Regions from separate parts of the Mus musculus genome. Here regions 1, 2, 3, 4 and 6 are each linked to region 5. Evidence: chromatin loops called from intact Hi-C (ENCODE). Cell type or tissue: heart. All regions are shown on one strand.

Region 1 (5,000 bases), 80 kb before region 5:
AGCCAGGGAGAGGCTCAGGCAGCTGGGAGGACAAAGGAAGGAGGCAGGGAAAGATCTGGATGTCAAATGACACTGTGCCCCCTGCATGGGCAAGGTGGTCCCTCCATCCCAAGTCAGCAAAACCAGGTACATTGTAGTGGGAAAGGGGGTCAAATGAGTTGTAGCTGCTGTAAGGCCATGGAGCACTAAGGGAAAGCCCAGAGCCTGTGCTGGACTCAGGATGGTGAAGTTGAGCAGACATTTAAAACCAAGTGGTCAGGTGTGCAAGACCATCCCCTGAGCCTAAGAAATCTCTACCCTGTGCTTGTAAACTGTGCTTACTTGGAAAGAATTGTCCCAGCTGGGCTTCCTGACTGTTTAGAGCCCCTCATCAAGGGTGGGAAGGACTCGGGACCTCACCTGAGTTTTCAGGACTCCCTACCACCTGTTGTATGCAATGCTGCCTGCACAGGGCTAGAATGTATACACACACAAACACACACACACACACACACACACACACACACACATAGTCAAGGAAGAATAGGGAAGGGAGACTCCATGTATTCGGCTATGGGAAAGCCCCCATTTCTTCTGGGTAAAGACTTTCTGGTATAACCTTTGGGGGAGAAGCCACCACACCCCTGTAGATAACTCCTGTGCTCGGTACTTAAGTCCAATGAACTTGTCTCCTACAGTGAAGTCTGCTGGGATGCTGCTTCCTTCTGTAGTTAGAACCTTAGGAGAGGTCCACTCTCCCTGGGAAGGACTTTTAGCAATGGCGGGGGAGATCTCAAGGAGGAAGTGATGGTCAAGAAAGTTAAAGGCAGTGCCCATAGGTATCGGGAAGAAACACACAGACCTGCCTAGTTAGTACCAACATTCTCTTCAGGCCCAAAGGACACCAGGACATGGGCCAGGAACTGGCTTAGGGAGGAAGGGTTTCTCTTGCATGGTGGGCAGAGCTCACTAATCACCTAGCACCTGGGCAGATGCTGCTGGGGCAACCACTCCCCATGACAAGACCCATCTCCTGCCAAATCCCAAAGCATTGCAAAGCCAAGTCTACCTATCCTACTCTACTGCTGTGGCAGCTTAGCTGTGCCTGCCCAGAGCTTGGCATTCAGTCACCAGCTGCTCTCAGCCTGGGAGGAAATTCATGTTGGTCCCCGAGCTGCACAAGGAGATGGTATTTGTACCACAGCTGAGGTGAACCTCTTTTCTCCCAGTGACCCCACAGCACAGCAGTGACTTAAGAGACAAAGGAAGATACCTGCTGTAGGTAGATGACTCCAGGCAGAGAAGCCTGGAAGTGGGGGTTGGGATCAGCATCCAGGCCAGAGATTGCTGGAAAGTCCCAAGGTTTAAGCCATACCCCAGGTCCCTTATGAAGCCACCATTTCTGGGTTAGGCCCATGGTCTATAACTTCGTGAGGTGACTCCAAGGTGTGGACCATGGTTCTGCCTCTTCAGATGTGAGCACTCCTGGAGTTAGGGAAGCTAAATCGTCCCCAACACCCACTGAATTTGGGCCTGCATTTCAGGAGAACCCAGCTCAAGAGTGTTCTTGCAGGTGACAACTATTATGGAGGATGAACTGAGGGTGTATGTGGTGTGACAGAAGCTTGGGAGCAGGACAGAGAAGGTAACCAGGGCCACCAGGAAGGAGGCTTGCCTGTGCCTATGTTTTAACAAGAGAGACAGGGACGGGGCTGTACAACTCTAAAGTAACTTCCATCTGGGCTCCCTAGTGGGAATGGGAACCAGCGGTGAGGCAGAACCTGCAGGTTCCTGCCTGGCCCCAGGTTTAGAATTGGATCACTCCTTGTGAAATGCAAGTGACTCAGACATTCCAAGGAGAGTGTGTGTTCCCTCTCCGCGGAAAGGTATACTCCAAGAAGACGGTGTTTCCCGTTTTTATAACCCGGTTTGCGTGGTTAATAAAAGAACTGACTGGGCTGAAGCCCGGACACAGACTGGAAAATAACTTCTTTCAGGCAGCCTCAGCCCATCAAAGTCCCGGAGTGGTGTTATTCCTGAAGTTGCCACCAGAGGGCAGACGTGCCCCTATTTCCCAACATGTGCTACAAAAGCCAGGGGCAGCTCTGGGGAGGGCTTGGGCTGCCCAAATAGAGAATACCAACAGATGGGCCTGCTGGCAGGTGGTATTCCAGAGAAGTTCCGGCACCCCTCATGAGGCCTCAGAGGAGTCCGGGGGTGGAAAGCAGGTGAGCGCCGGTGCGGCTTCTGTTTTATATTCTTAGTTGTTTGGGGTAACAGTTTGAGAGAATAAATTCTAGAATATGAAAATGGAGTTTGGCAAATCCCCAAAGGCTCTTTTATGGGAGGTCAGGCCATAGGAGTGGCCTGGAAGGCAGGCAGGCAAGATCAGGTCAGGTAGTGGTCCCAAGCTTGACAAAGAAACAGCCTCATCTTAAAGGTGAAGTATGGACCAATCAGGGCCGGGCTTGCGTTGCTCCTTCAGGGCCAAGCCTCTTTCTCCCTACAACCCACTATGCACTCAGAGGAAACGTTGTCCTCCTGGTGTGAGCCTGTGGGGATGGTGGGGACTCTCCAGTTATCCTAAAAGGGTTCTTCACAGGCAATGAAGGTGGTTTCTCTAGTGTCCGGGACAGAAGACCTCGTTAGTTGCACATTTGGATTGTTGTCCATTAAGTTCCCAAAGAAAAGATCTGAGGGGAGGTCGGAATGAGTCTAGAAGTCTAGAGGTAGGGGCGACGGAGATGAAGATGAAGCCTGGAGCACCAGGCGTTTGCCCCCTGTCTGGCCTGCAGGGGGCTTCTCCCCCCCCCCCCCCCCGTGGCTCAGAAGATTCCTCGGAGCAAAGCTCTCCAATAATTGACAAAAACAATAACCATTTGCCACACACACCCCCCCCCCCCACGCCATAGACATAAAACTACAACTCTGCATTTAAGGTTTCAAGAGATGCAGAGACTCCTTGGCCCTCATGGAGACCCCCTGCCTAGCTTCTTAAACTTACTCTTAAGGGTCATTGTGCTTGTTAGTAGTTTTGTTAACCTAACCCAAGCTGGGGCCACCTTGAGAAAATGCCTCCATTATCCTGGCCTGTAGGCAAGTTTGGAGGGGCATCTTCTTGATTAACGAATGGCAGCCCACTATGGGTAGTGCTACCCCTGGACAGATGGTTCTGCCTTTAATCCTAGCCCTTGGGAGGCAGAAGCAGGTGTCTCTCTGCTAGATCAAGGCCAGCCTGGTCTACAGAGCTAGTTCTAGGACAGCCAGGGGTACACTGAGAAACCTTGCCTCCAAAACAAAACAAAACCAAACAAAAAAGCAGGCTGAGTGAGTTAAGAACAAGCCAGTTGGTGGCATTTCTCTGTGGCCCTGTTTCAGTTCCTGCCTCTATGTCCCTTCCTTGAGCTCCTGCTACAGCTTGTCTCGATTATGGACTCCAAACTGTAAGGTGTGATAAGCACTCTCCTCCCCACGCTGCTTTTGGTCACGGTGATCATAATAGCACTGGAAAACAAACTGGGACAGTCATGTGACTGAATGCCCCCTGAGATTCCCAGTAAACCTCTCTTTCCACTCTCAGAGTGGTCTAGTTCAGTGGCCCCTCTGCGGTACCTCAGCGTGAGGGATGAACAATCTGGCAATAGTTAAAGGCTGCTAAACACAGAGCTAACTAACTAACTATAAATAGATGGGGCTGGGAGGATGGCTCACTGGATAGAGCACCAGTCATGCAAACATGAGGACTGACTTCTCGCCCTAGCACCCATGTAAGAAGCCAGGCGGGCAGAGGCAGGCAGCTTCCTGGGGCCTGCCGGCCTGCAGGCCTTGTCTCCTCTCCTCGGTGAGTTTAGGCTCACTGAGAGACCCTGCTTCAGAATATGCACTGGAGAATGATTCAGGAGGACATCTGGCATTGACCTCTTGCCTCTGCTTGCATGTGAACACACATGTACATACATTAAAAACATAGAAGAAGGCTCAGAAGAGGGCTGGGGATACCTTAGTGGCAAAAACACTTGCCTAAGCATGTGTGAGCCCTAGGTCCAGTCCCTGGTACCATGCCCACAAATAACAAACATGAAACGTGGAACGAATCAGCCTGCGTCACCAAACCCCACTGTACCCTTGGATCTGATCACATGTTGTCATGCCAGGAAATCTCAAAGGACACTTCCTCAAACGCCCCAGCTTGGAGCTGAGACACTAACTGTTATGAATTACAGTGTTTCAAGGCTATTTGCAACACCTTCTGCTGTTAGAGAAACACAATGGCTTGGCTACAGGAAATAGAAACTTTTAATATTTTTCTATTGCCTTTCCTCAGTACATTTAGGTTACATTATAGAACCATTACATTAGAATGGTTTTAAAAAAAGAATTACTTATTTTATGTATATGAGCACACTGTAGCTGTCTTCAGACCCACCAGAAGAGGGCATCAGATCCCATTATAGATGGTTGTGAGCACCATGTGGGTGCTGGGAATTGAATGCAGGACCTCTGGAAGAGCAGTCAGTGCTCTTAATCACTGAGCCATCTCTCTGGCCCAGAATGGGTGGTTTTTAAAATTGCTCATTAAGAGTTAAGATGCCAACAAACTTTGTTTCAGTACTGCTAAAGGCCCGGCACTCAAGAGCAGAGGTAGGCAGTCCTCTGAGAGTTCGAGGCCAGCCTGGTCTACATAATGAGACCCTTTTCCAAAAATAAAAATCATTAAAGGAATCTTGGCTTTGGGTCAGGACAGACTCTCCAAAAATCTGAAACAGCCCTAAACATACTTCTGTCATTCTGTGTGATGTATTTATGTGAGGCGATTGTCTCAACATTGGAAATTAAAAAAAAAAATCTAACTATTGAAGATGTTCTACCCTAGAATATCAAAGATTCTGTCAAGATTTAATTCTTTCTGTAAACATAAACAGATACCTTCATCTCATTAGTATGTAAATTTTCTTTAGTCTTTCATGAGAAATTATATGTATACCAGAGAGTTGTTTTAAATAAATTTCTATACGATTTAT
Region 2 (5,000 bases), 100 kb after region 5:
GAAGTGGATGTACCTAAGGCAACTCATGTGTCCCCATGCACTGACAGAGATACAGCTCCAGACACACATAAAGTCATCACCTCTCTCTTCATCCAATGAGTCAAATGCAGCTATTTTTTTTTAAAATGGGGGAGGGGCCGAATCTATGCTATATTTACAAACTTTTTTGTCTTTATTTCCTAATATAGTCTACATTTATACCTTATATGAGGTATAAATAATCTAGAAATTTGAATTTAAATAAGGGTGGGCAATATAGGTTAACAGAATACTATACCACTTTATAAGGAACTTGAGCAGCTGTGGAATTCAATATGGTGCATCGACTACCCTGACAATACCAAAGAACAATTGCATATGCATATACATACACACATATTCCTGTCTAGGCTAGAGGAAGCAAACCCTTAAAACAGTGAGTAGACTTACACAGTACTGACCTTAGAGTCTAAATTAAATACCATTCTCCACTAAAAGAAACCAAGACTATTAGTGAAACTACTAAGTTCTTGAATGAAGCAGGTGAAATACAAGCTGAAGACAACTGGTGCCAAAAGAAAGGTCATCCCTAAGAGACAATAAAACTGGCTTGAGTGCTCACTAGCCACACAAAGACTGTGTGAGTACCAAGGAGAGTCTAACAGTAACAGGTACAGCTCTACACAAGAGACCAAGCGTATGTATGAGTGCTGTGTGAACAAAGTGGAAGAGAATGAAAAGTAAGTTTCAAAGCTTCTCTACAGACAAATACTTATTAACTGCAACAGGACAGAAAATTTAAAGGCAGAAGTTTCTGGCAGACACCTCTTAAATCAAGGAATTTAAGGTAATGGGATAAAAAAATCTAATAAATCCCAGTCACACTCAACTTGTGCCTTGAATTTTCTTAAGTGTTGGGGCTGGTACAGAAAGTCAGGTTGGAGAAACATACAAACCAAAGGAGCGCGCCTTTCAGTTACTCATTGGGAACAGAATCAAATCCTTCTGCTCTTAAGAAAAGCACTGGGGCACTTTGGCTCCCACACCAAACATTAATCAAGAGAGTGGCCTACAGATTTGTCCACGGGTCAATCTTTGGCAGGCACTTAACTTGAGTTCCCTCTTTCTGGATCAAGTTGAAAACCAAACTCAACACCAAAAGAATCGACACATACATCAATGATAACTTCCCAATGTGGAGACTATATTGTGGTTAAGTAGAACATTCCTATTTGCCTATTATACATACTAAGCGATAATAGGGCATCAAATTGGCAATTTCCTCACGAGGGCCCCTGCCACTCAGTGAGATACTGGAGATTCACTATCTATCAGCTCTATAATCTGTCTTCACCTCCCTGAACACTGACTCTCCTGGATCCAGGGACAAAAATGAGAAAAGGAATGTGGTTTACGTATTTAGGTAGAAGTTTTAGTTCTTCCGGTTCTAGTGTGAGACCCTGGGCAAGCGATACCCAACACCTTCATTGCAAAATTGAGGCAAGTTAAGGAAGGCTCTGTACGGCCTTGTAATAGTGGACACCTGGATACTTCAATTGCCCAACATCTAATAATGACTAAACCGCAGTACGCCCCTACAAAACCTGACGTTTACTACAAAAGCCAGAATACGAGCATAGGTTCTCCGAGTTAACGAAAGCAAGGATATGTATCACAATCTTGATTTTTTAAAAAGTTCTCCAAGATGGCCCACCAGTCCTGCAAGTGACTGTCCAACGCATAACTCCATACTTGCCTCAAGCGCCTCAGCTACCACGCGCACCAAGCAATGTCCCTCCAGGTGGCCCGCTTCAGCCACACCCGCGGAGATCCAGGTCACGCTGCGATGGGTCCGCAGCACTCTGCGTACACACTCCCTCCACAGGCGGCATACTCTGGGGATGCAAAAGCACAAAGGGTTGCCGCCGGGCGGCCGGTTCCCACCGTCAGCAGCCTCGCAGCGCCAGCTAAGCACTAGGAAACCCGGGCAGAGGTCCCGGCAGAGGCGACCCCGCCACCCTCCGGGACGAAGGTCTCCTCCCGCCCCATTCGCCCTCACCCGGCTACCCGAAGCAGCGCTTTGGCCGGCAGGAAGGTAAACACACGCTCCACCACCTCCGCAAGGTTACTCAGCACGTAGGTGCTTCGCGGATCTGTGGAGGAGGAGACGCCGCCACCGCCGCCTGCCGGCTCCATTCCTCGCCTACCGGCCCGAAGGCCCTACAGAGTCTCAGGGGTACCGGAGCGGCCGGCGCACCACCTACAACCCGAGCTCCCTGAGCAGGCGCGCGCCACTTCCGGTGGGCCGCTTCCGGTACTGGACACGCCGCTGCGGCGGTGCACCGGCCTGCACAGTTCCGCCCGGAAGGGACCGGAGGCAGCCTGGCGTTTAAGCCGGCTGCAAACACTATTTGGTCAATCTGGTTAACTCGTTAGGTCTTAAGTTTTAAGCGAGTAGACATAAATAGCACTCGCCATTCTTTGGCACTATTAATTGCTACAGAAAGCACATGCCAAACCAGATAGATATTTTCACACAGGAGCCATTATTCTTTGGCTCCTGCTGGCTCTTCCCTGCAGGGCTACATACAGAATCACAGGGGATGAAGCCCAACACCATACATTCCCGAACCACAAATGAAAGAACAGTAGAGGCTGCTTCATTTCAACTGAATAGGTTGTCTCCTGACTGAGGGGCACTTTGTCCCCAGCTACTTGGCCTGACCTGGTGCTTCTTGTTTTGGCTTCTAGATCTTTTACACTGTGATAACCCATTAGAACATTTTGAGCTGGACAAGATGATGCATGTTTGCATCTAGCAAGCTGGAGGCAGGAGGGTCAAAAGCCGAAAACAATCTAGACCCTACTGCAAAATATGTAAGATAACACAAAAAAACATGAACAAGCCCTCAACAAGCAGCAGCCACTTTACTCTGGAAACCTTAAGACTTAAGTAGCAAACATGGACGCATCATACAGTCTCCAAAACACCACGATACACTGGGAATGTGTGAAAACTTCAATGCTTCCCGTTAATAAAAAACCCCAGCAGCTCTGGGCTCTCCAGGAGCCCTAAATCCTACTTCTAGAACTTCCAAACTGCTCTGTGGCTCCACTCTTCTCACCAGGCACTGGTTGGGGTGGGGGTGGGGTGCGGGAACATGTTATGACGACTAGGGAATGAACACCAAGGGTCAGTATGTTTAAGAGGAGGACTTCTGAACATTTCCTCAGCTAAGGCAACCTTCAGAAAAAACAACTGTTTCTGAATGAAGTAGGGAGGCTGTACATGGAGACATAACATTCAAACCAAACATGAAACTGGCACAGGAATTTCAGTCAAGGAAAGAAAAGGCTTTCCTTCTGCTGAGATTCTGATGAGATCTACAGATAGTGGTGTGTATAGAGGCCTTGAGTGTACAAGAGGAACTGTGCTAATAGTACCCTAAGAACATTAGAGACATTAATTAAAACAGCACTAGAAACCCACATGTATTTGAATTTAAAGAACGCAGTAAGGGAATGGTTAAAGAAAAACTGAATACACTATGTGTGTACACACCAATTCTAGGTTCCCTATCCCTCTCAGTATCTTCATCTCCACTTCTGAAACCTCCCCACACCCCATCTTCTCTTTAAACAGCCTACACTAGAAATTCAATATAGAGCCTATAGACGCCTGAATTATAGCATCTCATAAGAGGGAAAGGTGACAAACTGATTTTTAAATGGTTCTTTATTCATAAACTTGATGCAAGTTTACAAAATTTACTGTACATTGCCAAATAAATCTGCAATGAAAAATAAAATCAAAAAAAAAAAAAAACCCAACCCCAAAGCATGCCAAATGTGCAGCTGTCAATCTGCTAGCCATTAGGAAATTAGAATTCAATAATGTATTCAAGATTTTGCCTTAGGCATAAGGAACTTAATAATGTGTTGAAGAATTCTGTCTTGTCACTTGTCATCTGAGCCACTGGCAATCATATATTTAGGGTAACCAAGTGACCAAGAATACCAGATATCTTTTCTGCCCTCTTAACCAACAGAATCAAGAGAAACTAACACCACACATAAAATGCACAAGTGCCACATCTCCTAGATGTGGTTTGCAAAGTTTAAAAAAAAAATCTCAAATCAAATATATAAGAAAAGCCGTTTAACTCTGTACTGGGTCGTGCAGGAGTGTGCTTCGAGGTTTCTTTTAAAAGTGCTTAAGTAGCTAGATTCAAATCAAACATGGATCCAAAAAAGTCTATTACCAACCAAAGAGGATTGATTCAGGAAAGGTAATAAAAATGCAAAGTACATTGATCTGTGTCACATTTTAAAAAAGAATTAACACAGGCTGAACTCCTACTGGTCTTCTGATGTAAAAGCCACTGCATGACTACAGCAAAAATTTAAGGATCTCCAATTTAGGTATCTTTCATAATTTTGCTCAAAGAGTCTGTCTTTGTGCCAACCATTCCATAAGTTTATTAGTTTATCGTCAATTGCAACACCCCGCTAATAAATGGAAAGGTAAAATGACCTCATACTTTAGAACTTCAGGCTCTGCACTGTGGCTCTTCCTCACAAGAAATGCTGAACCAACAGGAAGCAGGTTTGGTCCACTAGGACCCTGCTGCTCCAGTGGAAATTACTGCTCACAAGTGGCTGCCTCGTTTTGCTGTACGCTAATATGGTACAATTACGATCATACTTTTAGATTAGTTCAAACTTTCACACAACCGTGAAAAAGTGTAACAATTTAATGAGGAGGCTTCCTGTCATAATTTTGGCAATAAAATTATTTCAGACCTGAAAAAGCTATGGTTTAGAAGACCTAAAATTTCTAAACCAGTATTGACCATCAGTTAAACTTTTATTGGCTCTAAACAAACAAGATTTTGCAAATCTTCATACCCCATAGGCTCAATATAGAAAGGTTACTGTAAAAATCACAGCTGCAGTAAACGGATGCTCACTTCCCTGCTTAAAAGATTTCACTTTTCAAGAAAGAGGTGGTAGGGAGTGGC
Region 3 (5,000 bases), 290 kb after region 5:
ATATAAAACCTCCCAGATATCATCACCCTTGCGTCCACCATGGGGAACTCCTTGCCAATATTGTTTCCATCCCAAGCCATCGAGTCCCTCTTAACTGTATGCTGTGTACACACACACACACACACACACACACACACACACAGCATCGTGCTGAAAATAGTTACTTTAAGAGCATAAACTTCCACGGTCCACTTTTGAGTTACACTAGAGCTGGCACATGTGATAGGCCCCCAGCCCTCCTCAGAGCTGTACCTGCCAGAAAGCCAGGGCCAGAAATTTGACCCTTTCTTCCTGCCATGGTGACAATGCCTGATCCCGACTGGTCTGTAGCCTAGAGGTTTCAAGAGTCCAGGGAGGCTCTGGGCGAGGCATCGAGGCATCGACGCAGAAGACCGTGGCCCGACGCCCCTCCCACGACGGACGCAGCTCCTGCCTTGGCCTCCCAGCCTCCCCGCCCTGCGGCTGCTAGCAGCGCTTGCCTGCCTGGGGTTCGTGCACTCGGGCGCGCAAGTGCGCGGGAGCTCGGCGGCGCGAAGCCGGGAGGAACCCCGCGCTCTCCGTGCTAGCTTAGCTGTGCTTCGGTGGTGGTCAGCACCAGAGTGGCTCCGGTCCTGTCCATGCGGTCTTCAGACATGGGTGTTGTGCTGCCCCCGCCGCCGCTGTCCATGCTGATGCTGGTGCTGATGCTGCTGCCAGGTACAAGCGGGGAGCGGTCGGGTCCGGAGCCTAGGCTGGCTGCGGGCGGTGGCCATCGGGCGGCGGGTGGGTCTCCTGTGCGAGGCTGCAGCCCAGGGCTCTGTTTTCCGCACGACTTTGACCACCAGAGCCTTAGAAGTCTAGGCACCCACTTGCCTTGAATCTCAGCGTGGCCCCACGGTTCTGCCTGTGCACGCGCATCCCAGTCCCTACCACTGAGTCCCTTGGCTACTCCTTTGTTCCCAAACCTGCTAGTTAGCTGAGGCTCGAGACTAGCCCAGAACCGGCCCTCTGCTTCTGCTAGGGAGATAGAGGTTTGGGTCCCGGTCCCGAACGTCGCCCCGCAGCCCCGCTTCCAGCATCTGCCTCCTCCCACCGCTTGGTTTTAAGTGGGAAAACATGCGGCCAAAGAAGGCTAAATATTTGTCTAAAGCTACCGGGTCGTTTTGGAGCTGGGGCAGGACCAAGCCTCTGGTTCTGGTCATCGGGTCTCTGCGCAAAATGATCGCGTTGCCTAGAGACCTTCGACGTGATCGCTCCTCCCAGGCCGTCGTGGAGGCTCTAGGGGGGAGCCTATTAGGAGAAAAGCCCTTCCAGAGACCCAGGATGGCTGGCGAGTGAAGCAGAAAAGCAGCTATGATGCTCCCCTGAAGGCGGTCAGAGCACGCAGGGGCGAGGGGAACGACACCAGCATTGTGGCTGTGCATCATTACAGTCTGCTCCACTGCATGGGTCCTGCTTAAATCTAAATCACAGCCTGAAGAAAATAAGTTACACCGGCCCCCTCCCCCGAGACTGTACCTAGACTGACCCTAGTACTGTAAGCAGACAGCTTGAGCCAATATGTCTTGCTTAGTTGGAGTGGATTTGTAAACAAAGGATGCCCAGGGACCAGAGGTAAAGGCTGGGATGAGGATGTGAAGACAGCCCAGCCAGGAACCCGGTAGGCATCTTGGCTCCTACGATATGATAACCAAGCCCCTGCAGAATTTGGAGAGAGTGAAGGGGCTGTAATCTCTGACACGGTGGAAAACAGGGCTCCTGGCCTGGGGGAACCCCGAGTGGCTCCACCCCAGGGTGAGTCATCTTTCCACTTGGGCAGCAGGAGAACCACAACCTTCCTTGGAGGAACAATAAAGGTTTGAGCCGCTAATAGCTCTTTTTTTTTTCTCTTAGATAGCAAGGTTAGGTGGTTATGTAAAGGTTAGAGTTTTATTAAGAAAACAAAAACAAAAACCAAACAAACAAAAAACCAGTATCTGGTCCTCCTGGGAAAGGCACTTCCCACTCAGCCTTATGACCGGCATTAGATTCCCAGGACCCACATTGTGGAAGGAGAGAACTGAGTCACCCTTGGAGCCTGCCCCCCACATGCCACAGCATGCACCCTCCTCCATTAATGTAATGAAAAATTTAAAGAAGAAAATAAGGAAGTCTTTACCTAGATTTAAGAGAGAGAAGGGGGGAGAAAGCTAAGAAAATGGCAGGAACACACACAGAGACAGTGTAGATTCTCTGACAGGATCCCACCAAGCTAACAGTTCTCCAGCACTTGCCTCAGGCCAGTGACTGAAGCACTTCACTTCCACCTTTGAGGTGCATTCATGCATACTCTTTGATAGTTCAGAAACGATGGTTCAGAGAGTTTGAGCTACTAGCCTAAGCGCACACAGCTTCCCCCGGTTTGCCGGGATTTTCCTTAGATGTACCCAATTTCAGAACTCAGGCTTCTAAACCACTGAATGTGCACGACCTCGGCTTCCCAGCCTGTAACTTCCAGGGAACATTACTAGCCTGGAAGCCCGAGTTTGCAGAGTACCCTGGCAGACGGCAGTCTGTGGGCAGGCTGCCCTCTCTGGGAGAGGTGCATTTCCTCAGGGACTGACAGGGATACCTCCTTCAGTGGCCAGCGCCTCGGAAGCTGAGCACCGCCTGTTCCAGTACCTGTTTGAAGATTACAACGAGATCATCCGGCCGGTGGCTAACGTGTCCCATCCTGTCATCATCCAGTTTGAGGTGTCTATGTCTCAGCTGGTGAAGGTGGTAAGTGCTGGGGCCACACGATGTGCCCCTGGGGTTCTAGGGGAGTCTTCTGCCTTATTTTGGTCAGTCACCTGTCAACTTCAATCTCACTTTCTAGGATGAAGTAAACCAGATCATGGAAACCAACCTGTGGCTGAAGCAAGTAAGTACCCAGGTTCTGTGTACTGCTGCCCCCTGGTGGTGATTGCCTTATTTGTTGCTGGGGGAAAAGGGGAACTGGACTGGACACTACTCCTGGACCCGGGACAGGGTCACCTGACTGCTCTTGAGGGCTGACTCCCTCACTCACATCACAGACAGACAAGCTACAACCTGGAGAGAGAATTCTATCCACAGCCCCCTTACAAAACTGAACAAGCTGGGTGTTGTGGCTCAAGCCTTTGATCCCTGCACTCAGAAGACAGAGGGAGGTAGATCTTTGTGAGTTCAATGCCAGCCTGATATATATAGCAAGTTTCAGGACAGCTAGAGCTATGTAGAGGGACATTAGTCTCAAAAAAAAAAAAAACAAAAAACAAAAAAACAAAACCAAAAACAACCAACCAAAGCTGGTTTGGTCTACAGAATGAGTTCCAGGCCAGCCAGAACCACACACATACACTGGACCCCTGACCCCCAATTCTGGTAACACTCACGAAGACATCCTTCCTTTCTCTTGCAAAGCCAGAGGTGGGTTCTCTTGCATTGTGCATGGGGCAGGAGCAGAGCACTGGTGTTCTGTTCCCACATGTCCTCCCTAGGGAAGCTTTGGCCAGATCTTTTGGGAGACATCACGACATCTGCCAGCTCAGCCAGCCTAGCACTCAGCTCCTACAAGCCTTTGTTTGAAGAGGCTGGCGAGCCAAGCGAAGCGTCCCACCTACATGTTCCTCTGTGGCCACAGCCCCATCCTGTTCCTTCTGGTGGTCTGTGCTCAACACTTTTATGGTCCTGTGGAATCAAGGCTCCATTCTGAGGGGGGGAACTCTTATATTTAGAAAGGATTATTCTGCTTTTTTGAGATGGGGGAGGGTATCCCATGTATTTCATGACAGCCTCAAGCTCACTGTGTGGCTGAGAACCTTGAACTTCTGGCCCTTCATCTTCCTAATGCTTGGATTATAGGAGTATGTCCCCATGCCTGGTTTAGGCGTTGGATGGGACTGAGCCTGTTAGATAAGCATCCTATCAAGTAAGCTAAGTCTCTACCCCACATATTCTGTGTGCGTGTGTGTGTGCGAGTGTGTGTGTGTGTGCATGTGCCTAGGCACATGTGTGAGGGTGTGTGTGCATGAATTTGGAGGTCAGACGTTGATAGAGGATGTCTTCCATGATCAGTCATTGCATCATTTGTTGAAGCAAGGCATCTCACTGAGCCTAGAGCTCAATGATTCTGTTGGTCTAGGGAGCCATCTTACCGCAGCGATTGCGTCTCTGCCTCCCTGAGATTATGAAGTGGGAGGGTTGTGTGCTCAGGGATTCCATCTCTGCTGAGGATGCTCACACTTATGCAACAAATCCCTTAGTCACTGACTCACCCCTCTTTTCCTATTCACGGTCTCATAGTGCATGGCCTAGGACTCCCTATGTAGCTTAAGCTGGCCTTGAACTCACAACCCTCTTGCCTCAGTCTCATGCCACTACACCTGGCTGGTGAGTGATTTCAAAGTATGTAAAAAAAAAAAAAGGAGTTTAATGTATGAACCTAGTAGAAATACAGAAGGCTGCCATCTTGGCTAATGTGATCGAAGGCAATGATTAATGGCTCCCGTTTGGTTGATAAGGATTAAGCTCCCAGTCATGAAGGCTGACTAGAGAGCAGGGGCAACCTGCAGCTTTAGCTCATGCTGTCTGCCTTGCTGCCCCCATGTTGCTCCCTTGGCCAACATTTTCTGCAGCAGGGAAATGGCTCAGTGACCCTAAGAAGGGGTGGTCTGTCACCATGATGGCCATAATGACATGTCTGTCAAGAAAACCTGGCTGGTCCTTCTACTGTCTTCTCCCCACCTCCTTTGGTCAGATCTGGAATGACTACAAGCTGAAATGGAAACCCTCTGACTACCAAGGGGTGGAGTTCATGCGAGTCCCTGCAGAGAAGATCTGGAAACCAGACATCGTGCTTTACAACAAGTAAGGAGCTGGCTGTCCCATACTCTTTTGGTCTGGAAGACTGGGCGCTTGGTCCTCCAGCCACTCACTATGCTTACAGTCTGGGCTTTTTTCGGCCCTTTCTGAAAGGGGTCTGCTTACTCGTTCACCCTGGAGGCACTGGGCATCTGTTA
Region 4 (5,000 bases), 580 kb after region 5:
ACTGCCTATGCTACAGAGTTACAGAGTAAGTTATAGGCCAGCCTAGGCAATTTATTGAGAACTTGTTTCTAAATAAATAAATAGATGGCTGGGATGTAGGCCAGCAGGAGCATGCTTGCCTAGCATAGGCAACATCCTGGGTTTGAATTTATGCGCTATTAAAAAAAAATATATAGGGAATGGCTCAGCAGATAAAAGTGGCCGCCTTCAAGCCTGATGACTTGGGTTCCATTCCTGGGCTCCACGTGACAGAGACAACTAAGACACTCAAGTTGTCTTCTGACCTCCATTTCTACACCATGACATGTGTGCACACTCCCATACGTGCACACAACTTTTAACAATATTAAAATGTGGCACTTTAAAAATTACAGAGCTAGGTTGTTTTAGAAAACCTTTATTGTAATGATTTTCGAGCTTTTTGCTGTGGGAGATGGGGGGCGAGGCTGGGCTGGAAAGGAGAAGGAAAGAAAAAGAGGACGAAGAAAAAGCGGGGAAAAAAAAAAAAAGAAAGAAAAAAAAACAGAAGAAAAAACGAACCCGGGAAGTCATCAGAGAAGCTTTCTGAAGCCTGTTAGCAGCAGGCTGCCCTAGGTACTCCCCGCCCACTCTCCCTGGCTCCACCCTCACCCCAACCCCGCACGCCAAGGCAGCAGGGGGGCGCTCTGCCGGTCCCGCCCGCATCCCAGGAGAGGCCCCGCCCCTTCGTTAGCTCATCCACGAGCGCCACGGTCGTGCTCCACTGACGTCAGGCGTGCTGTGCGGCTGGCTGTACGGTGGTGAGTTGGTGTGCTGGGCAGAGTTGGGGAATGGTGGTCTTTGGTGCTGTTGCCTACTAGGGCGAGAGGGCGACTGAACCGGGAGAGTTGGAGGCCACCACAGCAGGTTTGTTCACGGAGGCTCCAGGAGTCCAAGGGTGGCTTTCGTGACTCTATTTAACTTGGCTAGTCCGCGAGGCACGAGTCCCAAGGGCAGACAGAAGGCCCATAGGTGGACTAATTTTGCTCCCAGATAATGTTTTGTGCATCCCGGAAATGAGGGTTGGCTTCTTTGCGGGGTGGGGAGGGGAGTAGTTTCCCCTTAGATAGAGGACTCTGGGGAGGGGAGTAGTTTCCCCTTAGATAGAGGACTCTCTTAATACCAGTCCTATAGTAGTTAGCCACGCTGTTAGGTAGCAAGCTTCACGTCATTGAACACTAAGCAGAGAGTGAGTTCCTTTTATTTCAAGTACCATGTGGTATGGTGCGTTACAGACGTGCCTGAGAAACTTTCATAGACGCATGGGTTAGTCTCTGGGAAGCCTGAAGAAGGACCTTTAAATCCAGCCCCGATAACTGGAAATTTTCCTAAAGAGAGAGATGGCATAGAGGCCTCTTGGGATTCTCTTGGTTCTGAAATTACCTGTCATGAGACATGTCTTAGTAGTAGGAACTGTGTATTTACCTACGCTTCCGTCAGCTGCTCTAAGCCTCTCTCTTCTAGCCAGAAGAACGGAGCTAGTAAGAGTGCCTACTAAACGGCGTTAAGGAAGGTTCAGTGAGCTAATCTGTATAATAGTTAAAATAGGATCTGATGCAGTACGTCCTCAAAGGTTCAGCCTGATGGAACTGCACACCCTATTTTGAGGGTAGCTTTTTAAAAGTTGACTCCCTATAAACCTTCTTACTTGTAAAATTGTCGTTTTTCTCTATTGCCAAGTGTGAGGTTCGTATGGGCAGAGAGGAGGCAGTATCACTAAGAGGGCTGGTCTTCATGCAGTTTGTGTCTCAACTTGTTTGAGCCAAATTGTCAGGAGAGCTTTCTAGTCTGGGCAAGGTCCTGTTCTTGAGTCACAAATCAGTAACAGTCACAAGTCAGCACACCTGATTAAGATCTCTTAGGCCAGGACTATTTAGAAATCATGTGTCTGTCTGAGTTTCTGTTCTTGGTAAACATTTGTTAGTCTTTGGTTTGCATATTTGAAGCAGGTAGCATGAGCCCAGATGTCTGAGCTGTATGTACGGCCTGTTAAGTGAGGATGGAACTGAGGGGCTGTGAACATGGATTAGAAGACAATTCACACTCTTATATTTGTTAATTTCTAGTTGAAATTTAGCATATTCTCCCATTATGTTATATTCTCACATAACAAGTATTAAATATGACTTTGTTAACGGCTTTAGCGATCACAGGTGTTTTCATATCAGAATGTTGTGATGGGATTGTTGTTTGTTTTGAGACAGGGTCTTGCCAGAAAGCCAGGCTTAGTACCTCCAAACAATTAGGATTACGGAACTGCTGGCAGGATGTTGTTTATGTCCTGAGGTTGCGGCATCTTTTAGACTTGCTGATTCTTATAGAATGTGATGATAAGGAGCCATGTGTGTTTTGCTCTCATAAGTTTGGTTTTCATGTTTTGACAAGATTGTTTTCCACATAGAGCCTATGCCTAGATTCTGTTTGTGAATTTTCATACTCGATTATATTTATTTATAATTTTAGAAGATGTGCAGGGTGTTGAATCTTTTGAGTCACGTGATGCCCAGTTCTGAGTTCGCTTCTGCCTTGTTTCTGCTCTCACTCTATGAGAAAGTGTCTTTTCTCTGGGGTTTAGTGCCATGCCTTCTCATTTTTGTGTTTTGGTTGCTTGTTTGGTTTTGGTAGTGAGCCCGTGGTGAAGGTAACCCTCTGGCATGGTGCCGGAGTGATAGCCCATGTTCTTGCCCAGTGCAAGAAAGCTGTAATGAGTCTTAGAGAGAAAAATAAGTATTTTAGATAAGCCCTGTTTAGGTTGAGTTCAGTATTAGTGAATTACTAATGTATGGTCAAACAGAGTCATATGCAAACAAAACAAAGCAAAACCATAGCATGTGATTACATATTGAGCACTTGACAAAAATGTGTCCCAGAGGCTTTCAGTGGCCTACCTCTGAGTCTCCAGAGGAATGGTCTGATACTGCCCACTAGTGGTAACTTTATAGAACATAGTTACCACAGAGAGTGAGCACATACTAGGTTTTCTTTCTAATGCTGTGTATTTTATGTATTTGAAAACAACCAGAGAGAAGGTTTAAGTTTTGCAAGTCTGTTAGCTAAGTGGTGTGCAAAACATACCAAGGCCTTGGGCACGTAAAGGCACTTACTGTCACGCCTAACACCTACCTGGGGAAGAACTGAGTTCCACAAATTGTCCCTTGACAATTTGTGCAGGTGAATACACGAATGCACACATATCCATAAACTCAATGTATGGGCGTATGTGTGTGTGGATGTTTAATAAATCTAAGGTTAATAAAATTTAAAAAGCTTAATATAATTAAGAACTTTAATGAAATTAAATCAGTTCATAAAATATGTTGAGCCTGTTCATAAAATATGTTAGTCTTTGAAAACTGTCACCAGTTTGTTACCTTGCAGCCTTATTTACATATCTGTAGGTCTCGAAAGGCAGTTTTTGATTGAGACCCCTGTGTGTGTTCTTGCATGTAAGAATGTTACTGTCTTGGACTCCCTTGTTTGCTTTCTAAGATGAAGAAAATTTAAAATGAAGATGGCCTGTAATTCTGTCTCTTAGAAGGAGAAGGGAACACATACTGGTCACCCTCTTCAGATTTGGGGAAATAATCCATGGATGGAGGCAGTGTGTATTTCTTGACCCCCTGGGAGAAAGATCACACACCACCACATGATAGGACTGTGATGGGGCCTGCAGGGACTGATCCATAGAGAGGTATCAGAATCTTATAACGGTGTCACCATGGTGCAGAGGAACCTGTGCAGCCTCCTTGTGCTGAACACATCATCTTACTGACGGAAACCCTGGTGTTGTTTCCACAGAACTGTCTGGCCTTTAGCGCTTCATCCTTGGTTAAGGAAATGACCAACCAGGTAAGGTCTGCAGTGAGAGGGAAAGCTTCAGTTAGTTACTGGCAAATTCAGACTTAATAGATTGCCTGAGTGTGTGGTTAGGGAAATGATTTTTTAATTCTTGCCCGGTTCCTAGATGCCTAGGTGACTTTGGGTACCTCCTCATCATAGGGTTAGGTGGCATTTGAAAGTGCACCACACTAAGATTACTTCATGCTGTTGCCACATTTTAGAGGGGGACTGAGGAGGTTTAAAAGAATTTATAGATAAAAGTAAAGTCAGTAGGAGGTAGGACAGTCAATAAGCACCTATAGGATTACAGACAACGGTATGGACTGTGTTGTCTCATACAACTGTAAAAATTAGATTTCAAACAGGACTCAGCTTCCTCCTAGGTCTGAGGTGAAGAAAGTGTAACTGGTCTTAGATTGGTGAGGGTGGGGCACACCTGTGGGGGCAACACTTAGGGGAGTGGAGCGGGAAGTTTTGTGTAAGCCTTGGCTACAGAGTTTGAAGCCAACCCCAGCTACCTAGAAAGCCCCTCACCTCAAAGACAGAATGAAGAACTGATTTTTCTCTGGTGTAGCTATACAAGGGTGTTATGAGTAGGTACCAAGGATGTGTAGGATGGTCAGGGAGGGGGCATAGGGAGTAGCTGCTGCTGCTGTAGTGAACTGTCTCACTTGGGGGGGGGGGGGTTCGAGATAACTGAGATCTATCACTGACTGACTTCTCTTCTTTTGTAGTACAGTATTCTCTTCAAGCAAGAGCAAGGTAAGCAGCCTACCTCTTCAAGCAAATTCTTTTGTGAAAAAAATGTATCCTGGTTTCTTTAAGATTTTATCACACCAACCTGACACACAGATCCTAGATACATTAACTTTGCATTGGCCATGGCAGCCAAAAGCAAATATACTCAGTGAAAAAGTAAATAGCTATTTTGGGTCTGGTGGAGCAAGCCTGTAATACAAGCTGCCTAGGAAGTAAGTAGGGTCGTGAGTTCAAGCCAATCTAGTCTTAATGTAAAAAGTGAAAAGGCTAGAGATATGGCTTGATGGTAAAGCACTTGCCTCACATGCACAGGGCCAATCCCAGTTTAAAAAAAAAAAAAATATATATATATATATACACACACACATACATACACATATATA
Region 5 (5,000 bases):
AAGCTGGACATCCACATGGTTAAAGGAGTACTCCAGCCAGTGGTCCTCTGACCCGCACATGCATGTGTGTACAAATGTGTACACGTGTACACTCCCTCACATACTGAATTAATAAAAACATACACGAAGAAGAAAACTCAGAAGTAACTTTAGGACACTGTTAACTGGAGTTTGAGGGATAAAACAGGGCTGGCAAGCAGGAGGCCTTGGCTGCTGCTGCTGAGGTGGGCGTGAGAAAAAGGAGCTGGTGAATTAGAAGAAAGCAGTCAAGCTCTGCAAGGATGCCTGTGAGCTTTGAGGGCACAGGAGGGTGTTCAGAGGATAGGGAAGGGGAGAGCGGTGGGGGGAGCAAACGCTGGGCTTTTCTGAGTACACAGTGTTGGGTTTCATGTAGATGGTTTCATTCAAGTACTAGTACTCACCTCTCCCCATTCTCTCCCTTCACATGCCCTCTCTCCACTGGTCTCTCTCCATCCATTTCTCCGTTTTCATGGCAGATGTATGAATATATGAATGAATTCTAGGACACAAATGAGAAAGCATACAATATTTATCTGTGTGTGTGTCTGGTTCACCTGTGGAATATGACCATCTCCAGTTCAATCCAGTTGTTAACAAATGATAGGATTTCTTTGGTATTTTGTTTTGTTTTGTTTTGTTTTGTTTTGTTTTGTTTTTGAGACAGAGTTTCTCTGTGTGAGATTCCTGGCTGTCCTGAAACTCTCCATGCAGACCAGGCTGACCTCAAACTCATAGTCATCTGCCTCTGCCTCCTGAGTGCTGCAACTAAAGGCGTGCACCACCACTGCCTGGCTAGAATCTCATTCTGCAAATGAATAGAACTCTGTTGTGCATATATACCACCTTTCTTTGTCCACTGTCTCTCCATAGATGATCTGAGAACTCTGTGATTGTGAATAGTGCCGTAATAAATACAGATGTTTGGGTATCTCCGAAGTATGCTAATTTAGACCTGAAGTGCTATGTCTAGGTCATATGGTAGTCCTATTTTTAGTTAGGTTTTTTTTTGAAGGATTTCCATACTGATTTCACAGAGGCTTGACTAATTTCCATTCCCACCAGCAGTATATAAGTGTGCCACAATTAATCTAAATTGTGAAAAGGTGAAGCAAGGTAGAAATGTCCTGTCGTTGAAGCCAGAGAGGAACTGAGGGTTTAGGCGAATGTGAATACTAAACATAGCATCTTTAAGGTCTAACACTGTGAACCAGGAGGTTGTGGTGGGAACCTGCCCCAATGAGGTATAAGGATTGGGAACTAGAGTTAGATCAGGATTACAGCCTCATTGTGGCCCACAGTCATAGACCAACCTGTAGGGTCTATCTGACTTCTTTACTGCCAAGGTAAGAGTGTTGTATGAAGAGTTACATGAGCACAGAAGCCAGGGATTTATCAATGAGAAGCTGTGAGCTTTTTATGCTTTAGCCTTCAGTAACTGGGGGGGTTCAGGGGAGGCTGCTGGGCCCATCAGTGGTAGTTGAGAAGGGAGTGACTGTTAGTGTTCAGGGATGGAAGTAACTCAGACCACAGAGGAGTGTTTTGGATGATGCTCTAGTAGACTCTAGGGAGGGATCTTTGGCCCCAGACAGCTCCAGACTATCACAGGATGGGGGAGGGGACCTCCAAAAAAAAAAAAAACGCCTGAGTGGCTCTGAAGTCGAGACATTGTATCTCTACCCCAGAAGTAAACAGAGCAGCATGGTAGGACTTGAGAATGAATAGAAGGTGTTGCCTATGGTACAGGTCAAGAGGAGTGGAAAGGGGATGGATGGAGCTTCTGGTGAAGAGAATTGGGCACTGGAATTCTAACCATAGAAGGTGCTAGGGTGAAAAAAGTTACTCCCTTATCAATAAGTAATGTAATCTTGGCCCATGGCCAAGATTTAGGGCAACCTAAAGTTCATCTCCATGGAGATAGAAAATACAGAAACCTTATAGTCTCAGCCCCCCATCAATCTTTTTCATTATGATCTTTGTAGTTTAGGAATAAAGTCATGTATACTTGGCATTTTTCAGGTTTAACCTAATCATAGTGGCCTTGGTTGGAGGTCAGACTTACCTCATGTAGAAGAGAGGGACATTTACTTTTGATGGGCCCCCACTTTGCAGATTGGACATAGGCTAAGAGGAGGCTTCTACTCTGGAAGCTTTAGGCACTTCTGGCTAAAATGTGCTGCCAGATTGCAAGATACAGCAGAGTCCTTTGACCAGAGGCTGGTTTAAGGCTTTAGCCCGAACTGTTTAGACACTAGGTGGCGCTCTAGGATTTCCTGAGCTAGACATGGAATCTGCAGCCCTGTATAGATAGCGTGTCATGTTTAACCTTGCCTCCTCCAGTTTGGCTTTTCTAGTTCTTGAGGTCTTTTCTAGGCTTTAGAACATGTAGGCTGTGTCTAATAAAGCGGGGGACAAGTCTGAGTCCCCGGTGGAGTATTGAAGCTGTTGTCTCCTCTCTGGAGAAGTTTGGCTTATAACATACACGGTCAGGATGGCTCAGCCTTCCTATCTACTGGGGTCCACATTGGTGCACTTGCACATGGTTTCGGCTTGCTTAAGTTGAAAGGGACCAGGATTCTTGGCAGCTTTCTGTGTTGTGTTCTACAAGTTTTTGTAGTTAATGAGTTTGATACTGGCATTTTAATTCCCTCTAATACATAGCTAATTATATTATCTCAGTGAGCCCATCCTTGTCATTTCCTGCAGCAGCGCTGATGTGGCCATTGGACGCTCATAACAGCAATAGCTATGGAAACTGGCCTGGCTGTAACTGGATGGTGAGCACACACCTCATCAGGCACATACTGAGTACCAGATGCAGCTTCTCCATGAATGCAGCAGGTGGTTGGAGTGATGGAGACGCACTGTTAGCCTAGCTCAAAAGCTCAGCGAGCCTTTGAATGCCTATGGAACTGGGCATCATCGCTAAAAGGTCCTGATTGGGTTTATATTTGGGACAGATTGGGGGGATGGGGTGTGTAACTGAATGGTACCAAAGAGAAATTTTTACTGCAGGAGAAGCAGTAGTTTTTAATTGTTCATGGGTGCACAGATAATTAGAATAATGTAGATGTGTTGCTATGTTGGATCAAAAGCCACAATGAATCCTCTGAATTCGCTAGTGCAGATGAAGGGATCAGGGCTGAAAGATCCTAATATGGATTATATTTGGGACAGACTGGGCATGGGGAAAGGGATGTGTAGCTGCTGGCACTGCAATCCTTATTAGCTGCCTTGCAAAAGAGGAAAGCTGTCCTCTGAAGGGGTGGGATGGCTTTCTCTCTTCCTTGAGTTTCTGGAGCAAGTGCATGATGGGAGAATGTGTCTGGATAAAAAGGGGTGTGGATGGAAAGAGATCTTTGGAGGAGGAAGGAGAGGAGGAGAAGCTGAAGAGGATGATGTGGGGGAGGGGAAGGTGCAGTAGAGAAGCTGGAAGTTAAGCCTGGATATGTACAAAGAAGAAGCTATGAAGGGTGTCAGCTGTGGCTGAGTTTGAGGAAAATGCAAAGTTCAGGAGAATCTAGTAAAATACATAGCACATCCCTATTGCATCTGTGGTCTTGTGACAGTCTCGAAAGCTTGGTTATAAGAAATCTCAGAGTCCTTTCCTAAATTACAAACAACGTAATCTAATGGCAGGATGAAGTAATAGCTCAATGTGCCCCAAGGCAGCCAGCATTATTGATCTGGAACTGTGTTAAGGGTCAAGTTTTGCTGTGGAAGAAATTGTTTTCTTTCTTTCTTCCTTTTTTTTTTTTTTTTTCAGAGTCTGAGAATCAAATTTAGACTAGTTCTTAAGACAGCATCCCAGGGGTGAGTCAGAAGGAATAGAAAGCTCAGGGCTTGTCACACGAGTTCCATGGCTGTGCATTTACCTTTGAGGGCAACAGACCTCTCCTGTCAGCAGAGTGAAACCAAGACTCCCTGCACCAATTCCACTGAGGCATCCTCTTAGAATAGTCTCTCTCCAATTCCCAAAGGTGGGATACAGTTTCTCTCTGGATCCAAACCAACCTGACGGGTCAGACTAGATTGACCTTGAAGGGAAAGCTCACAGACTAAAACTATCAACTCAGCCATGACTGAAAGTGAAGGGGACTCAAACTGTCTTGGAGAAAAATGAAAGCCTGGTTACTAGTAGGTCTCTTGATTTAGGAAGTCTGACTGGGACTTCCTATACAAGCACAAACACCATAAGCCACATGCTCAGGCTCCTCCCAACTTGAGAGAGCTGTGACAGACGTTGTGGTGGAGGAAAAGGAGAGGGCTGGCAGAAGGGTCCTTACAGTAGGCACAGATCCATGTGCATGAACTACAACTGTCATCTGTGCCACCCAGAAAATGAAGGGTCTCCCAGGAAGAATTGGAGTGGACTATAGAAGGCTACTCTTTGTCCATTGCCTTCAGACACTATCAAGGATAACTATGGCTAGGGTTATTTTGCTGCAAGTGGGAAGTGAGGCGTTTCCCAGGAGGCAGGAACTACTTACTTAAGCTTGGGTGACAGCAGTGCAGAGTCACAGGTGAAGGCCTTGGGGGCTTCCTAGAGAGCAGCTCAAGAATCCTAAGTAGTCGAAGGGCCAAACGGCTGGCATCTACAAGTACTGGATGGAGGAGAGGCTAAGGAAGGTGTGATAGTTTGTATATGCTTGACCCAGGGCGTGGCACCAGTAGGAGGTGTGTCCTTGTTGGAGTAGGTGTGTCACTATGAATGTGGGTTTTAAGACCCTCAGCCTCGCTGCCTGGAAGCCAGTCTTCCCCTAGCTGCTTTCAGAACAAGATGTAGAGCTCTCAGCTCCTCCTACACCATGCCTGCCTAGATGCTGCCAAACTCCTGCCTTGATGATAACGGACTGAACCTATGAACCTGTAAGCCAGCCCCAATTAAATGTTGTCCTTTATAAAAGTTGCCTTGGTCATGGTGCCTCATCAGAGTAATGGAGACCCTAAGACAGAAGGCATGGTGGCTAGTTTTATGTCAA
Region 6 (5,000 bases), 87 kb after region 5:
TCTATCACTGGCTTAACATGCATTTCCCTTGCATCAGTGAAGTTGACCATACTGCCATACTGTTTGTTAGTCATTCATGTATCTTCTTCGGAGACTTTAAGTCCCTTGTCATTTTTAATTAGGCGTGTGTGTGTGTGTGTTGTTACACTTTGGTTTTGTATTCTGGAAATTAAGTCCTCATTTGAAGGCTGCAAATATGCTTTTCAATTCTATGTATAACCTTTTTGTTCTTTAAGTATGATATATTTTATGCACAAAATTTTAATTTTTAATTATTCTGTTTAGATCTATTTTTTGATCCCTAAATATTTGGTAACACTCCACAAAATCATTGAAAAATTCATTATCCTGATTTCCCAAAAGTTGTATAGTTTTTTAAGCTACTATTGTTAAATTTTTGAGTTAATTTTCATAATGGTATTACTTAAGGTTCCAACTCCAGCATTTCTTGAAGATTGTCTCTTCCTTATTGAAAATAGTCTTGGTACTTTTGTCAAAAATTATTCATGATACAGATGTTGCTTATCTAAGGATTCCTGTTCCATCAGCTTAACCTGGTGCAAGAGTCACTCTGTTCTGCAACCAGATGACGTATCCTAGGTTAATATTCCAGATTGATTTGGCTATTCCAAGTCCCCTGAGATTGGATCTGAACTTTAGGGTGCATTTTTCTGTCCAGAAAATAAAAAACTGCACTGTGATGTGGTGGTTTGGATAGGGATTACAGTGACTCTGTAGATTGCTCTAGGTAGTGCTAACATTTAAATTTTCCAGCCCATCATCATGGATGTGTCCCATCATTTCTATGGCAGTCCCAGGATCTCACTCTTCTTGATGCTCTACTGTTTGATTGTTCATCGTTCACATACAGAAATGACGCTGGTTTCCTGTGTTGACCTTGCACCCTGCTACTGTAAGTAGTTAGTTTATTGGTTCTGAAAGTCTTTTGTGGAATCTTTACTTTTCTGGGTATAAGATCATATAATTTATGAACAGATAATTTTACTTCTTTCCAGCTTGATGCCTTTCCTTTTACTTGCTTAGTGGCTCTAGCCATGTTGCCTAGCAACAGTGCATCTGGCGCTTTCTCTACTTCTCCAGTGGGTGTGATTTCACTGTGGGCATTTTCATGGTGGCTTTTACGTTGAGGTAATTTCCCTCTACTTCTAATTCATTATTTTTAATAACAAAAGGATGGTTTTTACCAAATGTCTTTCCTTGACAACACGAATGTTGGATTGGGCAGTGGCTTGTATCTCTATCCCACAATTTCTTCATGCTGGGTTCATCTGTTCCTGTTTATACTTTTCTGATTCCAGCTTTTAGCTTTCTTCCTCATTGTCCCTCTCTGAAAGCTCCTGGTGAGGAGGTCTTTTGTTAGTCTTTTCTCTTAAGGGGTTGGGGTTTGTCTCTTCACATTTCCTTCCTTTTTGTAGACACAGATTCTGTCCTTTACCATGTTCCTGTGGGTGTACTGAAGTCTCTAGTAAGTTGTGCCAGCTTATGTTGCTTCTTTTTTGATTATCTGTGTTTGAACTCTCAAATGCATGCTATGGCATGTGTGCAGAGGTCAAAGGGCAACTTTCATTAGTCAGCTCTCTTCTTCCAGTGTGTGGGCGGTGGATATCAAACTTACCCTGTGTCTGGGGGGCAAGCACACCTTCATCTGTTGAGTCATCTTGCTGGTATTTATCTTTGAATAGAACTCATTTCTCTGTGCCTTTGTATGCCTGTTTGTTGGATGACCCAGGTGGCACTTCAGCAAAAATAAAGACAGACCTTTTAATATCTTAAAGCTTAGGCCTTAGCTAGGCAGACTTTCAATTAGTTCATGTAAGTTATCTCAACCATCTAGCCCCGTCCTATCACATGGCTAGCTATCCCTTCCAAACCCATAGTCACCTCTGTATCCTCTCTCCCCCTTTCTTTTTCCCAGAGTCCCTACCAGGAAGCCCCACCTTCCACTTCCTGTCCAGCCACTGGCTGCCAGCCTTTATTCTACAAAAAGCTACATTCCGGTCAGCAGCAGGACAACGCCTGATCCACCCCTTTGGCTCAGAAGAGGGCCACAAAATCTCCTTTAAGGAGGTTTTTAACATGATAATCTCAGAGACTCTTTTGGGCAGGTGAGGAAGGACAAGCATTCACACATAGAAAGCTGGTAATGGGCTGTTAAGAGGACAATACCTTCTATTCCAGCAGCATTCAGTTCTCTGCCACATTAAGCAATTAACGAAGGATTAGAACAGTGGCACACCTGAATTACACCGTGAATGCAGGCCGCCTGTACTTTTCTGTACAGGTAATGGTTCTGGATATCTATACCTCGGCTTCAAGGTTCCACTTCCACTTTCCTTGGATCAAGGGAGTGAAAATGCATTCTTGAGGCAACCCTTGTCTAACAAACCAGAGTCCCAGAAGCACTTTTCATTGTTCGTATACAGAGAAAGCAGCAATTGATAAGCCTTGTTGGTAGATCTAAGCCTTGCTTGAGATGACAGCTCAGTATGTGAGCATGCCTTCACTACTGTGCTCAAATCACTTTTTTTAAAAAAATGTGATTATTTTTTGCAGCTTCGTTAAGTATCAGCAGTTGGCATTTCTAGGCATTTGTTTTTTTGTGACAAACCAGCAATTACTTTTTTAATACCTGTATTTGATTTTATTTATAAAGTATCTATTGTCCTATTAGTACAAACCTTTGAACAATACAGAAATGTTACCTTGTAAGAACATCCTGCAACAAGTCCATGTTAACTTCTGCCTGTAACACAAGCTAGAAGCAGGCAGCCTGGGTCCACTGTGAGGGGCCAACAACACAGTGTAAAGAGACCCAGGATCCCTCTGTGATCCCCACCACAATGGAGTACTGACATCTCTGCAGTGTCCAAGGTGACCTGCCCATATTCCAAGCAATAAGAACAGAGCAAACAAAGGTCACGCCATTGTTGGGAAGGCAGGCATGAGTAAAGTGTGCAATGTAAACGTGGATACTGAGGGGCTGCTGCTTACACACCTCCCCCTCAGTCTGGGTTACTGTTAAGAGCCAGTTATATCCTTCATCCTCTTATCAACAGCAATAATTACAACACCAGTTGAGTGGGAAGTATGTTTTATTGGTGTACAAACAAAATATGGTGATGATTTTCAGAACTGTGTGATAAAGGCTGTTCCCTTGCAGTCTCTTTACTATGAAGAGGAAAAAGCTAACTCACAAAAAGAACGACTTTATACAGTAACAAAACAGACTGTTCATCAGAAAAGTAAAAAGTCAGTAATATTTGTTACAGCTTCTGCAAAACTTCTCAAACCAGTTCTTTAATTCTCCTTTCTTCTTTTTTTTAGGGGGGGTGTGTGGGGGTTTCGAGACAGGGTTTCTCTGTAGCCCTGGCTGTCCTGGAACTCACTCTATAGACCAGGCTGGCCTCCAACTCAGAAATCTGCCTGCCTCTGCCTCCCGAGTGCTGGGATTAAAGGTGCGCATCACCACGCCTGGCAATTTTCTCCTTTCTTAAGTCATGATTCTGCTAAAAGTTCATCAAGCACTATTTAAACCTCCACCTTCCTGGTGGCCCTCAACCTCGCAGGGCGCTTATGCAGTGGCTACAGAATCTGGGGCAGTTCAGCCCCGGCAGCTTTGCTTGCGCCTAACCACAGCCTCACTTCTTGACTTGTGTGCTTACAATGTTAATGCTGTCCTTCATCTATGTATTAAAAAAATCATCCCAAAGTGACCTCAGAGCGTCACCCAAAGCTACAAAACACACATAGCTAGTTTTGCTTAAAATATTTGGATCCCGAGTTTCCATTTTCCTAAAAAAGAGAAACCCCCAAAGTTACATGGTGTGAAAGGTGCTCTCAGCGAGGCGGCTCATTTAGAGGTTCCCAGGTGAACGAGAGCCATGATGGTTGTGTAGCTATGGAACAGGTCCTCTTCCTTTACCTCATTACATCTCCTCAGTATAAAGTTCCCAGTGACTATCCGGTCGCAGCCAATCTCCCCATTTCCAAAGAAGCCAAATAAGGGGACACTGGGAAAGAACTTTCTAAATGCATCAGCTTCAACATTCCCCTTGGCTCTGTAGTACTGAAAGCCTCGGCCAACGCATGCAAACATGAAGCCAATGGTGTTCTGTTCAGGGATGTTGGCTGCTTTGAGGCGCTGCATAGCAGCCTCGACGGTCTTGGCATCATTTACATCCTCAGTGAGGAGAACTGTGGCACTCTGGATTCGGTGCCCACTAAATGACAGTCCAACCACACCTGTGGCATCAATATCCAGAGGGTTCCTGGAAATAGAAACAGAAAACCATCAACACCTCCTGACTGACTAAGGGGAAAAGATCTGCTGCCTTTGGCAACCTAAGCTTTGGTCTGAGGTTTATCCCTCTCAGACAAGGAGTAAAATTAAACTGTTATTAAAAAACAGGGCAGATCAAAAAAGGCAAGCAGCTGCCCTTTTCAGGCACAAATACACTATACAAAAGCTCCTCCTGGATTAGTAGTTCCCAGTAACTCGCTATCTGACCATTCTAAACGGAACCTAGTAGGTAGGTGCACATAGACATGGCTTTGCAGTGGAGGTGTTGGCAAGCACTGTCACTGACTGACGTCCCACCCCTCGATACCTAGGCAAAGCATGCACCTTCCTCCACTTCAGCCCATCCACTGTTAAATTATGAAAAAGATATATTAAAAATGTAATCATGGAGGGTAATTTCAACTCTGCAGGTTTCAGCTTCCCTGCTGGTTTATTGCTTTGAGCCTGAAATTTGACTCATTTGAATTTTAAAGCTTCACAACTTGGGGTAGGGATAGCTGGAGAGGTGGCTCAGGGAAAGAGCAGCTCCTGCCCTTACAGAAGCTCCCATCTTGGTTCTGAGCACCTACATCAGGCGATTCCTAACCACCTGTGACTCCAGCTCCAGAGACTAGTAACCTCTCTGGTCTCTGCGGGCACCTGCACTCATGTGCTCAGTCTACACAGACAGCATTTGGAT

The links. Hi-C counts contacts between places; a loop is a spot of excess contacts. Peaks named below come from ENCODE experiments on the same cell type or tissue, not always from the same donor. Only the 100,000 strongest peaks of a DNase experiment are listed, where the experiment ranks them.
Region 1: a loop joins it to region 5, with 2.5 times the contacts of the local background. A loop is called at or near these places in 14 of 42 quality-filtered maps.
Region 2: a loop joins it to region 5, with 2.3 times the contacts of the local background. A loop is called at or near these places in 2 of 42 quality-filtered maps.
Region 3: a loop joins it to region 5, with 15 times the contacts of the local background. A loop is called at or near these places in 21 of 42 quality-filtered maps.
Region 4: it touches region 5 in a loop (2.7-fold over the local background); 5 of 42 quality-filtered maps call a loop at or near these places.
Region 6: a loop joins it to region 5, with 2.0 times the contacts of the local background. A loop is called at or near these places in 9 of 42 quality-filtered maps.

Annotation. Positions count from the first base shown.
Region 1 is chr9:55,389,534-55,394,533 of GRCm38, reverse strand. All of the region lies in intron 3 of Tmem266 (transmembrane protein 266), which reads right to left. Among named protein-coding and RNA genes, the nearest start is that of Tmem266, 65 kb to the right of the region's middle. In heart, no CTCF peak of the experiment used is centred here; a DNase peak (open chromatin) is centred at 2,053; H3K27me3 peaks cover 1,624 bases.
Region 2 is chr9:55,206,227-55,211,226 of GRCm38, reverse strand. Ube2q2 (ubiquitin-conjugating enzyme E2Q family member 2) reads right to left here. Exons shown (of 13, transcript NM_180600.3): 13 at 3,698-5,000. It overlaps Fbxo22 (F-box protein 22), which reads right to left and starts at 2,292. Exons shown (of 7, transcript NM_028049.2): 1 at 2,039-2,292; 2 at 1,736-1,874. The coding sequence starts at 2,175. In heart, a CTCF peak has its summit at 2,158; a DNase peak (open chromatin) is centred at 2,276; H3K4me3 peaks cover 2,101 bases; H3K27ac peaks cover 1,614 bases.
Region 3 is chr9:55,022,027-55,027,026 of GRCm38, reverse strand. It overlaps Chrna3 (cholinergic receptor, nicotinic, alpha polypeptide 3), which reads left to right and starts at 465. Exons shown (of 6, transcript NM_145129.3): 1 at 465-696; 2 at 2,600-2,739; 3 at 2,837-2,881; 4 at 4,739-4,848. The coding sequence starts at 633. In heart, a CTCF peak has its summit at 2,914 (motif pointing left); a DNase peak (open chromatin) is centred at 2,936; H3K4me3 peaks cover 1,130 bases; H3K27ac peaks cover 415 bases; H3K27me3 peaks cover 3,021 bases.
Region 4 is chr9:54,730,254-54,735,253 of GRCm38, reverse strand. It overlaps Wdr61 (WD repeat domain 61), which reads left to right and starts at 705. Exons shown (of 11, transcript NM_023191.3): 1 at 705-779; 2 at 3,817-3,867; 3 at 4,593-4,620. The coding sequence starts at 3,856. In heart, CTCF peaks have their summits at 668 and 2,939 (motif pointing left); a DNase peak (open chromatin) is centred at 753; H3K4me3 peaks cover 2,063 bases; H3K27ac peaks cover 1,571 bases.
Region 5 is chr9:55,309,040-55,314,039 of GRCm38, reverse strand. No RefSeq gene overlaps it. Among named protein-coding and RNA genes, the nearest start is that of Tmem266, 15 kb to the left of the region's middle. In heart, a CTCF peak has its summit at 2,272 (motif pointing right); a DNase peak (open chromatin) is centred at 2,269.
Region 6 is chr9:55,222,529-55,227,528 of GRCm38, reverse strand. It overlaps Fbxo22 (F-box protein 22), which reads right to left. Exons shown (of 7, transcript NM_028049.2): 7 at 3,096-4,289. The coding sequence ends at 3,872. Nrg4 (neuregulin 4) reads left to right here. Exons shown (of 8, transcript NM_032002.2): 7 at 775-913. Among named protein-coding and RNA genes, the nearest start is that of Fbxo22, 16 kb to the right of the region's middle. In heart, no CTCF peak of the experiment used is centred here; a DNase peak (open chromatin) is centred at 1,968.